2 separate regions of the Mus musculus genome follow, and region 1 is linked to region 2. A link is a loop called in an ENCODE intact Hi-C map of the cell type or tissue named here. Cell type or tissue: left cerebral cortex. All regions are shown on one strand. Each heading gives the region's core, and the rest is flanking DNA. Links, peaks and the distances in the headings are about the cores only.

The links. A loop is a pair of places that touch in the nucleus more often than their neighbours do. Peaks named below come from ENCODE experiments on the same cell type or tissue, not always from the same donor. Only the 100,000 strongest peaks of a DNase experiment are listed, where the experiment ranks them.
Region 1: a loop joins it to region 2, with 4 times the contacts of the local background. A loop is called at or near these places in 9 of 42 quality-filtered maps.

The regions. Positions count from the first base shown.
Region 1 is chr7:67,547,901-67,550,400 of GRCm38, reverse strand. All of the region lies in intron 6 of Lrrc28 (leucine rich repeat containing 28), which reads left to right. Among named protein-coding and RNA genes, the nearest start is that of Gm23233, 22 kb to the left of the region's middle. In left cerebral cortex, for the core only: a CTCF peak has its summit at 972; DNase peaks (open chromatin) are centred at 942 and 1,560.
Region 2 is chr7:67,367,075-67,375,781 of GRCm38, reverse strand. It overlaps Mef2a (myocyte enhancer factor 2A), which reads left to right and starts at 2,924. Exons shown (of 11, transcript NM_001291195.1): 1 at 2,924-3,069. In left cerebral cortex, for the core only: no CTCF peak of the experiment used is centred there; DNase peaks (open chromatin) are centred at 3,640 and 4,008; H3K4me3 peaks cover 2,130 bases; H3K27ac peaks cover 1,184 bases.

The DNA.
Region 1 (2,500 bases), core at 1-2,500, 180 kb before region 2:
TGTGTTTGATTTTAGTTTTTTGAGACAAGGTCTCTTTGCATGGCCCTGGTTGTCCAAGAACTCACCATGTTGACCAGTCTGGCCTTAAACTGAGAGATCAACCTGCTTCTGCTTCCTGGGTAGAAGAAGGGTTTTCTGTTTGTTTTTTGAATGTTCTTTTATGATCTTTATTTAGCATGTAGTATTGGTGAAATAATATAAGTAAATAATATTAATCAGAAGAAAATAAACCTTTACTGACTAGTAGGTAAGTAGTCTCTTCTAAAGTCTATCATTTAGTGAAGAGTTTCTGTATTACGTACGAAGAAACCAGGGGCCAGAGTGATGGTACAATGGCTTAGAGCACTTATGCTCTTGCAGAGGATCTGGATCCAATTCTCAGCACCCATGTAGTGGTTCATAGCCATCTGTGACTCATAAACTTCCAGGGAATCCAATGCCGTCTTCTGATCTCCATAAGAACAGGCATGACATGGTACAAATGCATACATAAACTTCATACACTTAAATAATCTAAACAACATATATGTAGTGTTATTTATTTACATTCATATAGGTGTGTGTATATACATATATGTACATATATACACACACATATATATACATATATACATATATATACATATATATGTATATATATGAGAGAGAGAATGTAAGAACCAAACACAGGGGCTCATAACTATAATCCTAGCAGTTGAGGGGCTGAAGCAGGAGAATTGTCATGAGTTGTCACCAGCCTGAGCTGCTTAGTGAATTTCAGGTTAGTCTGGGTAAAACAATATAAAAAAAGACTCAAAGCTTTTCCATGCAGCAGATTCTCGTATTTCAGGCTCATTTATTTAAACTGCTAGTCCTCTGGGCTTGGGAGTTTTGGCAGCAGACTATATTCTGGCTGGCTAAAAGCGTGCTTTCCTGAGGCAGCCAGAGCCTAGCTCTCTCAGCTGGGACCTTGCCAAACAAGGAGCTTTCTCACCCTGACCAGCAGGCTGTGCTGTGTCAGCTAAAACAGCCGCCGGGCTCTCCTCAGGATCTACACTCCTTTTCTGATCTCTTTACACTCAGAAGAGCAAGATAAATGGTCAGGGTGTGCTGAGCACCTGTTACTGTGCGATCAAGCTTGGCCCCATATACACCAGCTTCATGAAGTCACAAATCCGTGAGCTATTACATTGTCATCCTTATCATACAGCAAAGGAAGAGACTGAATCAGGGAAGCAGGAACCAGCTACCCTGTGGGAAGCCAGGATGCAGTCGCAGTCCTGACTCCAAACACACTAAGAGCAGGTCATTGCTTGCTCCCTCTCCCTCTCTTCCTCTCTCCCTCTTTCTTCCCTCCCTTTCCTGCATTCCCTCCCTCCTCAGATTGTACTACTTGGAAATATTAAGTGGCATTAACATGTAATAGGCTTTAACACAGCTGATTCAGCTATAGCACAAGATAGTATATACTGCTAGGGCACATGTAATGAATTCGAAAGTGCTCTGGGAGTGCCAGCCAGATCCCCCTAAGATGAAATGTAGCCAAATAGTATTTCTGAGTCATTAACTAGTCATCTTTCCCCATAAAGCAAGGAGAGGAGGCGTGTAAGGAGAAGTAGCAAGTGTCGGTATGTATTTAACTTTGTGGTGTGATGTCTGCATGGCACCTCATCTAATTTGCACAGAGGCTTTTGTGGTATATTAGAGCAGAGAAGTGCTTCCTCTGTCGTGTCCCATTTTGTGTCCTTGGCTTGAAGGGATGAATCATCATCTCCAGAGGCCGTAGCCTCCAGCTCGTTCCTTGCAATTAAAGGATAGAAAAGGGTTGGTACCCTTGCTGCATGCCAAAGAAAGTTCTCTGTTAATTGGCCACACTTCCCAGTGTGTCACTTACTAATAATAATGAAAATAATACCTGTCATATACTAGAGAAGGCTCTGTTCCAAGAATCCTGCGTCACACATTTATAAACCTAGCCATTCTTCCCAAACTTAGGAGATAGTTTTAGTTCCCCCATTACACCGATGAGATCCTAAGGCCACGTATCTAGTAAGCAGAAGAATGAAGGTTCAAGCCCAAGCTGTCTGACTCTAATCTACTCTCCTTTCCTAATTATTAATTTGCTCTGTGCCTTACTGCGGCTCCAGTCCAAGCCAGGACCTCCTCCGCTTTGACTTCCTTGAGCTACTTGGGGGCTCAGAAAGGCACATATGAGACTATAGACCATTTAGCATTTTGGAGTTGTATTTTTGAGAACGTGCTCATGTTGGCCTCGAACTCTTAGAAATCCACCTGCCTCTGCCTCCCAAGTACTAGAATTAAACTCATGTGGTACTTGTGAGTAGCCCATTTATAATTTATTAATGAAGTTTTTATTTTAAAAGTTTTCTATGTCTTAAACTCCATAAATTTCCGCTTGTGTTTAAAAGCCTTTGTCATAGAAATTGTGAGAAAACAGGTATTTTAGTGGATTTCTGAGGCCTTTTCTGTTGTTACTGGAATGTGATATTGATTAGTTAAT
Region 2 (8,707 bases), core at 2,877-5,376:
AAAGACAGTATGTTCAGATACTGTACTACCTCACTTTGAACACTTCTAGCCTCATGTATCACTACTTGTTGGCTCTCCATCTGGAGGCTGCACCACGTCAGCCATGGATGGATCCTCTCTTGTGCCACGTACAAGAGGCCCCTAAGTACTCATGCACTAACTTAGAGAAGGGCCATAGTACAAAATGGTGCCTCGTCAGAGTTGGACCAGGTAGGGAAAGGCTTACCCTCCAGATGGGGGAACAGGCTGATGTGCACAAAGCAGCCATTGGGGGTTCTGAGTGGGGACAGTTAGGTAACAGGCAAGAAGAGGCTGCCCTGGTGATCAGGGATCCTGTTTCTTTTCCATCCATACTAAGAGCTAAGCAGAGGGTCCCTGTGCATCCCATCAAGTGTTTTAGATTTACTGTGGGCATGGCCTCCTCTAAGAAGTCTTCCCTAATGACCTTTCCTTTAGTTACTCCTGTGCTGTGTCCTAGGAAGAAGTCCTTTTCAAGGTCACCAAGAGAGAAGCTGTATCGTGTTTTAAGCTGGATCCTTGCTGTGACCTGGCAGCCTCTTTGTAGAAAGAAGGGCTGTTCTTCACTCAGGCCCAGTGCCAGAGCAATGCTGAGTCCCTGCAGCCCGCTCACTGGGGCTTTAAGGAGGCCAGACAGAATAGGAGGACAACGTGCTGCTCCTCAGTCGTTCCTTTGGAGTCAGCAGCACACAGCCATGCTGGGCATATGGTCCACGCCAAGCTGAGCACTGGGAAGTTGCTGGGCACTGGACTTCAGGTGCAGATGCTTCAACGCCTTCCCCCAAACACTTATTTTAACTATAAGTAACAGTTGAGTGTGCTTTGGTAATATATCTTCCAACAGCTGTCTTCTCTTCCTTCCCCTCCTTCTTCCCTCTCTCTTTTTATCCTCTGATCACTCCTAATTCTTAGGCAATGATATTGTGATGCAGATGCTGAGAAAAAGGGTTCTCTCTAAAACTGTGCAAACAGCCTTTTCCCTTGGCTGCACTTATGGCCAAGTCCTCTGCCTGGCTTCTAGGGTGACCAAAAGCATTAGGCGATGGGATGGGTGGACAGGCTGGAGTTGAGTCTCCTGTGTTCCAGGAGGACTGCAAACAGAAGGCAGGGATGGGGGAGCTATGAGAGAGTCAAATGTCTTCTGAAACAATTTGTCCTCTTTGTCCTTCCCTCTCTCTCAGGGTGAAAAGCTGGTGAGAAGGGCCTAGTCTTCACTCTCCTTTACCTTTAGTTTTAGTGGAAATCACCAGAACAGCCATTCTCTTGGAGTAGAACAGTTGAATACAGCTGCTGCGGCTTCTGGTGGGATAACACTCGTGCCTTTCCTCATACCTTGCTGCTTTACACCAGAATTAGTGTGTTTTAAAATCCTCCCTGCAGCCTGGGCACAGGCCTTTTCCTCTCAAAGGGCCTGACAGGCTAGAGGGGAAGATAACAGCTCCCTGCCACCCCCCTCCACCAAACTCCCCTGAACACTGAAGCGAGGCCCTGAGTAGAAGCCCTGGGCTTATTTTCCAGTGTCTGGTAATCTCGTATCTCTGTACTGCCTTTGTGTCAGCCTCTCTCCAGCACATTGCCTTGTTGTCCTTGAGGGAGGAAGCCAGAGAGCCTCCAGCTTCCTTTGTAACTTCCCAGTTCCTCCGCACATCTGCTCACCCACCCCCAAAGACTTGTTTTAAAGCCCTAACCACAGAATTGAGCCTCTCATTTTCGAATGAGGGTTTGTGCCCATTGCATGGGCAGCTCTGGGTTCGGATACCAGCCATCACATTCTTATTACCTCTACAGCGGTAGCAACTTTTGGGGGTGAGGACCAGCAGAGAGTCACCCCCATAAGCCTTCTCTGGACAAAATCAGTAAGTTAACAAAATACAAGTGCTGTCTCAAAGACATCTTTTCCCCTCAGAAAAATCAGTTCGTCGAGTAGTTAGGAATTCAGATCCTTATGGCCCTTCTCTGACGCTGTGTGACCCTGCGTGGTCAGAGTGGTTCTCAGTTTTCCTTTCTTATCTGCCGAATGGGAACAGAAAATGAGGTGAACTTCACTGCGATGTGAGTACTAAGTGAGATACAGTTTACCACTAATCCATACTAGCTAGTATTAGTAGCCCAAATAGGCAGGTTGCCTCATTCTCAAGGTGTTTCTGCTTTCCAAGCCCCTGCTGGGATTGGGTGGCCAGGGACAGCATCCAACTGCTGGCCCGGCGGGGGTGACCCAGCAGCTGTCCAGGCCTGGACACAGGTGTGGCCCCGACCACAGTGAGGGCGTGGCGAGCCGAGGTTTGGGCAGGCCCGGCGCACACGAGGGCGGGGAGCTGGCCTCGGTCCCGAGCACCGCACAGGGCGTCTGGGCCGTCCCGCCGGGTCGGGCCTCTCGGCTGTGGTCACGGACCAAGCGCGGGGACTAGTCACGCGCCGCGTCACCGGAGCCGTGGGCCCGGGCTGGACCAGGAGGCGGCGGGGGCGCGACGCCACCGGCCCGCCACGCCCAGGCCCTCATCAAGTGACCAGTATCCCTTCCAGGAGAACACGGTCCTTCAAAGAGGGAAGCGCGCTCCAGGCTGCAGCCCCGGCGCCAAGCAGCCGTCATCTCCTTCCTGTGCCGGGTGATCTGTCGCCTCACCCACCCGGAAAAACATAGTCCGCCCCTCTTGTCCTTGTGCCACAGCGCTAGCTGTTGAGAAGGCGCGGCTCTCTCTGACTAGTCCCTCGTCTTGTCCATGACAAACCCTTCAGGACCCACCGAGAGCAGAAATATACCCTAAAAGGAGAGCCCGGGAGAGAAGAAAGAGAGGAAGCCGAGAGGAAGGGAGAGGCGAGGCCCGCGGAGGGACACCAAGACGTCCTCGCAGTGCGCACGCGCGCCGCGAAGAACGAGTTCCGGCCTGGCCGAGGCCTGACTCCTAAAAATAGCCCCGGTGTGGGGATCCGTGCGCGGATGTCCCGGCGAGTCCCGGGCTGAAGGAGGCGGCTCCGGGCGGCGCGGAGTGCTGTGGCGGGCCGGGCCGGGGCTGCGGCGTGTGCGCGCCCGCCGGCAGTAGCGGAGACTCGGTGAGGGGCCGCGGGCGGCGGGGATGTGGCGGCGGCTGGGAAGGGGGTCGGGCCGCGCTGGGAGTGGGGGGCACTACCACGGAGGGGCTGCGAGGCCGAGGAGGGGTGCCCGCGCGGCTCCGGGCGCCGGGGCGAGGCTGGGCGTGGGGCGGCCGGGCCCTCGGGAGAGCGGAGGGGCGCGGCCCCGTGCGGTGGGGGCGGGGTGCCCTGGGGCGAGCCCGGGGGGCTGCGGGCGCGGCGGCGGGGGCCCGCGGGGGGGACTGTCGCGAGCCGCCTCCCTGTGCGCGCCACCTCTGGGGCCCCCAGCCGCGCCGCCCCGCTCCTCCCTGAAAGTTGACGGAGTTCCCAGGGGGCCGCGGAGCCACTCGGTCCATTCCTCCAGCGTCGCGGATCTCGGGGTCTCCCCGCTCCGTAAACCGCCAGTGCGGGGGGCGTCCGGCCCTGTGGTCGCACTTAAAGTTCCCCCACTTCTGCTTCGGGGGGAAGGTTGGTTCACTGGGGCGGGAGGTAGGGGGTCGAACTCTCCCGTGGGGATATCGGCGTTAGGTTGTGTGTCTGGACCTGGCCCGGGCGGTGGCCGGGTTCGAGCACCTGCGGGTGCGGGGAAAAGGTCTTGGGAGTCGGGGCTGCAGAAGGGACCCGCTCCTTGCAATCGGGTAGATCCCGCCTTAGGTCTCAGGGTGAGATGGAAACTTTGCCTTTGGGTTCGATGTCATCTGTTTTTGGGCGGTTGAGGATTAAAGATCAGTGATATTGCAGACAAGTTTGGGAAAGGTGAGCGTTTTCTGAATTAGCATTTCCCCCCTCCCCCTGGAAAAGTGTAACTATCAAATTCTTGCTCACTCGGACCTTAAATAGGTCCCTGAGCTCTGAAGCCCCTGTCATCATGATCCAGAAGGCAACGGAGTGTAGACTGACTACACCGTCGCGCTAACCTGTATGTTTACTGTGAAATTGGGATTCCAGAAATTGAAATTAGAAAGACCTGCTGCGATGTGTTGACAACTATTTTAAAACTAATATTGTATAACAGTTTTCAAGTTTGTAGCGCAGCGCATCGTGTTTCTCTTATGTCTTTCTTGAAACATCCATTACTGTATGACAGTGAGGTTCTGTAAAGCAGTAATTAGGTGTATATTACACAAGAGTACTTTCCCTTTAAGAATCCAGCTGCGTTGTTTTGGCAACTGCTAAGTAGTCTAGTTGTCAGTTTTAAAATCTATGTTACCTTGGCAGTACTTGGACAGTCTGAGGAAAAGGTAAACAAAGTAGTGTGTGTGTGTGTGTGTGTTTTAAAACACACTAAAATGACATTTCTTTTCCTGTGAATTTAGGAAATGAGGATGAAGTAACAATGCTTTTATGACATTTGTATATACACTTTAGTTTTGTTTTTGTGTATTTTTGGAGATCTCTATTTTGTCTTGTAAACGGCAACTTTTAGGGAGACATGTTCCCTTAAAGATGATTTAAATTATAGTAAATGTAATATTATACAAATGGAATGTTTACTGAGACATATCTGTATGTTGTATAAGACAATACAATTAGTATTTGTTGTCCATTAATTGAGTTGGAATTACTTTTACTTTAATTCTTGTTACAAAAGTTGAGAGGATAATGTTAAAATCGTGAAAACACTTTGAAAAGCTTAAACAGGCTATTTGCTTGCTTACAGACTATATATTAATAATTCTTGTTGTAAGAAGGTTTCCTGAGATATTCATGTATTAAAACAGTGTTTGTGAAGAATGGTGATCTCTAAATTCAACTGTACTTACCCATTTCCTTCAGTTCATACTGTTGCTACACATAAGATCATAGTCTTTCATGAAGGTAAAATTGCACTTAACTCATCCTATAAGATTTTAAATTGAAGAGCTAGTGATCAGAGAAAGGGATAGCTTTCTGAGGCTTAAAAATGATTGTAATGTCAGCATGTTGAATTATGCCTTGAGAATAATTTAATTCTCTATATAGTTTTTATGTTTTCACAACAGGTAAATAACAAAGGGCTTTTTGTTTTAGTTTTTATTTTGGTTTTGGTAAATGTAATTGGAAATAAAGTTTTTTAAATGTTGGGTTGTTTCAAATGCTGATTGTTTTTTTTTTTTTTTTCCAGCTTTATAGTGAAGGTGAAGTTTGCTAGTGTAGTTAAGTCTTAGTAGACTGTCTTCTGATTTGGGAGGGTCTACATACAGTCAGATTTGTTTTGGGGAAGTAGCATGCTTGACAGTCTGTTTGGGAAACCCTCAGTTTTCCTCTTGCATCTTTTAGTCTGGTAAGAAGAGGATTTCATTGTAACACTTAGTGATGAAATCATGGATTTTCTGAGGCATTTAAATTTCAAACATTGTGTCTTATAACATACTCCCCCTAGAAAGATAAGCTCAAGGTTCATAGGAATGTTACAAAGTCTAGTGCCAAGCTTTTTAACACTGAAGGGGCAGTGAGAATACTGCTTTGTGTATTGAAGATGATCACTAGTGCCTTTCCCCAGGATTAAAAAGGTTTGTAAATGTGGTCTTTATAAATCGAGATGTGATTTTTTTTTCCAGTTAAAGTAGTTAAAGAAGAGTAAATAGGGAAATTGAATGACTTTATAAGATAGATAATATGAAAGGATTCTGATTTGCAAACCTTGAAGAAAGATTGTTTGATTTTTTTTTTTTTTTTTTTTTTTTGGTCAGGTCTTGATTTTAGATGCTAACCTTACTACTGACAAAATTAATGAAATAACATTGATAAAATGGAAAAGAGTTGTGCCACCTGTCCCATGGCAGTAGAATTTAAATGAGATGAGTTCATAGCTCACTGCTGAGCCTTGATGTACAAGAGAGCATGTTACCCCGACTGCTCCTTCCTTCCTGCTTCCATGGGTCTTTCCCATAACCGTCTTGTATGTAAGCTAGCGTGAGAATGCGCTGTGTCACAAAGGACTTGGTCTGGAGAATGCTCATGTGTGGATTTGGATAAACTATGCCAGTGCCAATGTCAGCTCACACTCAGATCATCTGTACAGTGTTCACTGGACTAGTTTACTTTAGGTTTTTGATCTGCAATTGTGACTTGCTTCTAGTCTCAGTCTCCCTTAATTTTGTTTTAAATTAGATTAAATATAAGTAATTTTCTAATTCTTCAGTGAATTAAGTCTTGTATTAGTTGTGAGAGCTCTTTTCAACATGTGGTCTTTAGCATTTGAAACCAGAAAAAAAGTATTTGTTCAACCTACCTGAAATAAATATACTTAAAATAGCTTTTCATTAGTAAGTAACCTATAAATTTTTCAGTCTTCATTTTCCTGGTCTGTGAAGCTAAATGACTTCATCTATATTTATCTGTGTACCAGTGATAAGTGCACCCTCTTCCAGTTTACTATAATTAAATAGTGTAAGCTCATTTGTTAATTAGAAAGTATTACATTACAGCATAAGATCTGTACTGGCATTATTTAATAGATACTTTTATATTAATTTTTATAGATTTTAGCAATATTTGTATTAACTGAACCTAATTGATAAATATTGCATTTAATTTAATGTAGGGTGTCTTAATGGTAACTGAAGATAAAATCACAAGTATCTAAATTTAAAACATTAGGATGGAATACCATTGTTTATATAATGTTGTATAGTAGTAGATAATTTACGAACACTAACACTTGGTGTTATTCTTGGTTTATTCTTATTTTACATATTTGCATACATGTTTGTATATGCACCACAAGCGTGCTGCTGATGACTGTGGCAGAGAGCACTTTTCTAACATTGGTGAAAATCAGACATTAATCACTTTTCTAGCAAATACCAGTCAAGGCACACCTTTCAGTCAGGTGCTCTCTACCATGACCACATCAGCCTTCAAAGCACACACATCTTTTAATGGCTGTTTCAAATTAATGCTAGTTTTCTTTTCTAAGCAGAAATACAGACTTTGTAGATTAAAAAAAACCTGTAAAAGTTTGAGGCTTTGAGGAATGCTTTCAGTAATGGATGGTGAGTTTGTGTTATGGGAGCTGCTCTTTTCCCTTGTTTTGTGACCAGCAGTTGCATATGCAGCTGTGGCTTGGGTTAGTTTGAGATATGACTCTTTGAGCAAAGACTTACTTTCTATTTGACCTATTAAGATAGCTTGCAATGTGCACGTACTGAAAACAAGTTACTCTGTCTGGCATTGCATAATGTTGTATTTGCCTGTTTCACCTTTGGTCCTTACTCCCAGAAGTTTATCTACTATGTAAGATTGGAATGTATTTCTAAATTTCAGAATATGCAAGTTCTCTCTTTTTAAAAATTTATTTTATGTGTACTTTGGCTGCGTATGTATGTATAGCACATGTATCCTCAGAGGTTGAAGAGGGTGTTGGATCCTCTGGAATTGGTGTAGGCCACCATGTGGATGCTGTGGATAGGAACAGTTCCCCTCTGCAAGAGCAGTGAGTACATTTAATGACAGAACCATTGCTACACTTGTATGCCAGTTGTTTAAAACCAAAAACAGAAACAAAAACTTAGAAGGTGTGTGAAGGATCAGTAGAGGGCTGTAAGGCAAGGATAAGAGATTGCCTTTTAAAGTCAGAAGGTTAAGTGAAAAGAAGCAGTCTACTTAGTCCTCTGTATGTTTGAAGCTCATTCATTGTATAAAGTATGAAACATAACATCGACTACATAGAGTTGAGAGGATTCAGTAAGATGTGTGAGTGTTAATAGAATGACTGATTTTATAGCATGCAGTAATTTACCCTGCACTGTTATTTTTCTGCTACTGTGGCTGCAGTTGTTAGTCAATGGCTTACCTAATAAGATTCTTCCATCAGACTTTCTAGATACACCTCAGCCATTAACCTTTGGTTTCTCTGCCTTAGCCTAGACAAGCTGTGTGCTCTTCACTGAAATAACCATGTGTTTTCAAGGTGATGACTCCTACTTACTAACTTTCTAGCTTAGAGTTCTCTTGAGCTTGCTGTCTACTTAGACATCCATTTAGAATCTTAAACGTAAAATAGCTGAAAAAGAGCCAGATTTTCCTCTCCGTTACTCATTTTTCCTTTTTCCCTCTTCCTCCTCTTCCTCCTTCTTATCTCCTCCACCTCTTTCTTCCACTATCTTGTATTTCTATTGGTCTTCTCTATTTTAGTACATTACTTCATTCAAGCCAGAAACATAATATTCTTGTTCATTCTCAAATCTAATTCACCCACAAGTCCTGTTCTTCACAATTTATTTTCATCACATATTTTAGTCTCATTGCCTTTTCAGTCTAAGTTACAGTCTTTTACGTAATTTACTCCAGTAGCCTCCTGTGAGCTCTCTCACCACCTTCACACCTGCTCCCTCATTTTTGAGACAAACTGAGACTGGTCTTGAACTTGCTATGTCTCGGAGGATGACCTTGAGTTCCTGATCCTCCAGGTTTCATCCCTCAAGTGCTTGGAACTCAAGGTGGAATTTGGAGGCAGGAACTGACGTAGAAACCACAGAGGAATGTTTACTGTCTTGCTGTCCACGGCTTGCTCAGCCTGCTTTTGTTTGCTTATCTTTTTGTTTTTTGAGACATGGTTTCTCTGTGAAATAGCCTTGGGTCTCCTGGAACTTCCTCTGTAGATCAGTTTGGCCTCGAACTCACAGAGATCCTCCTG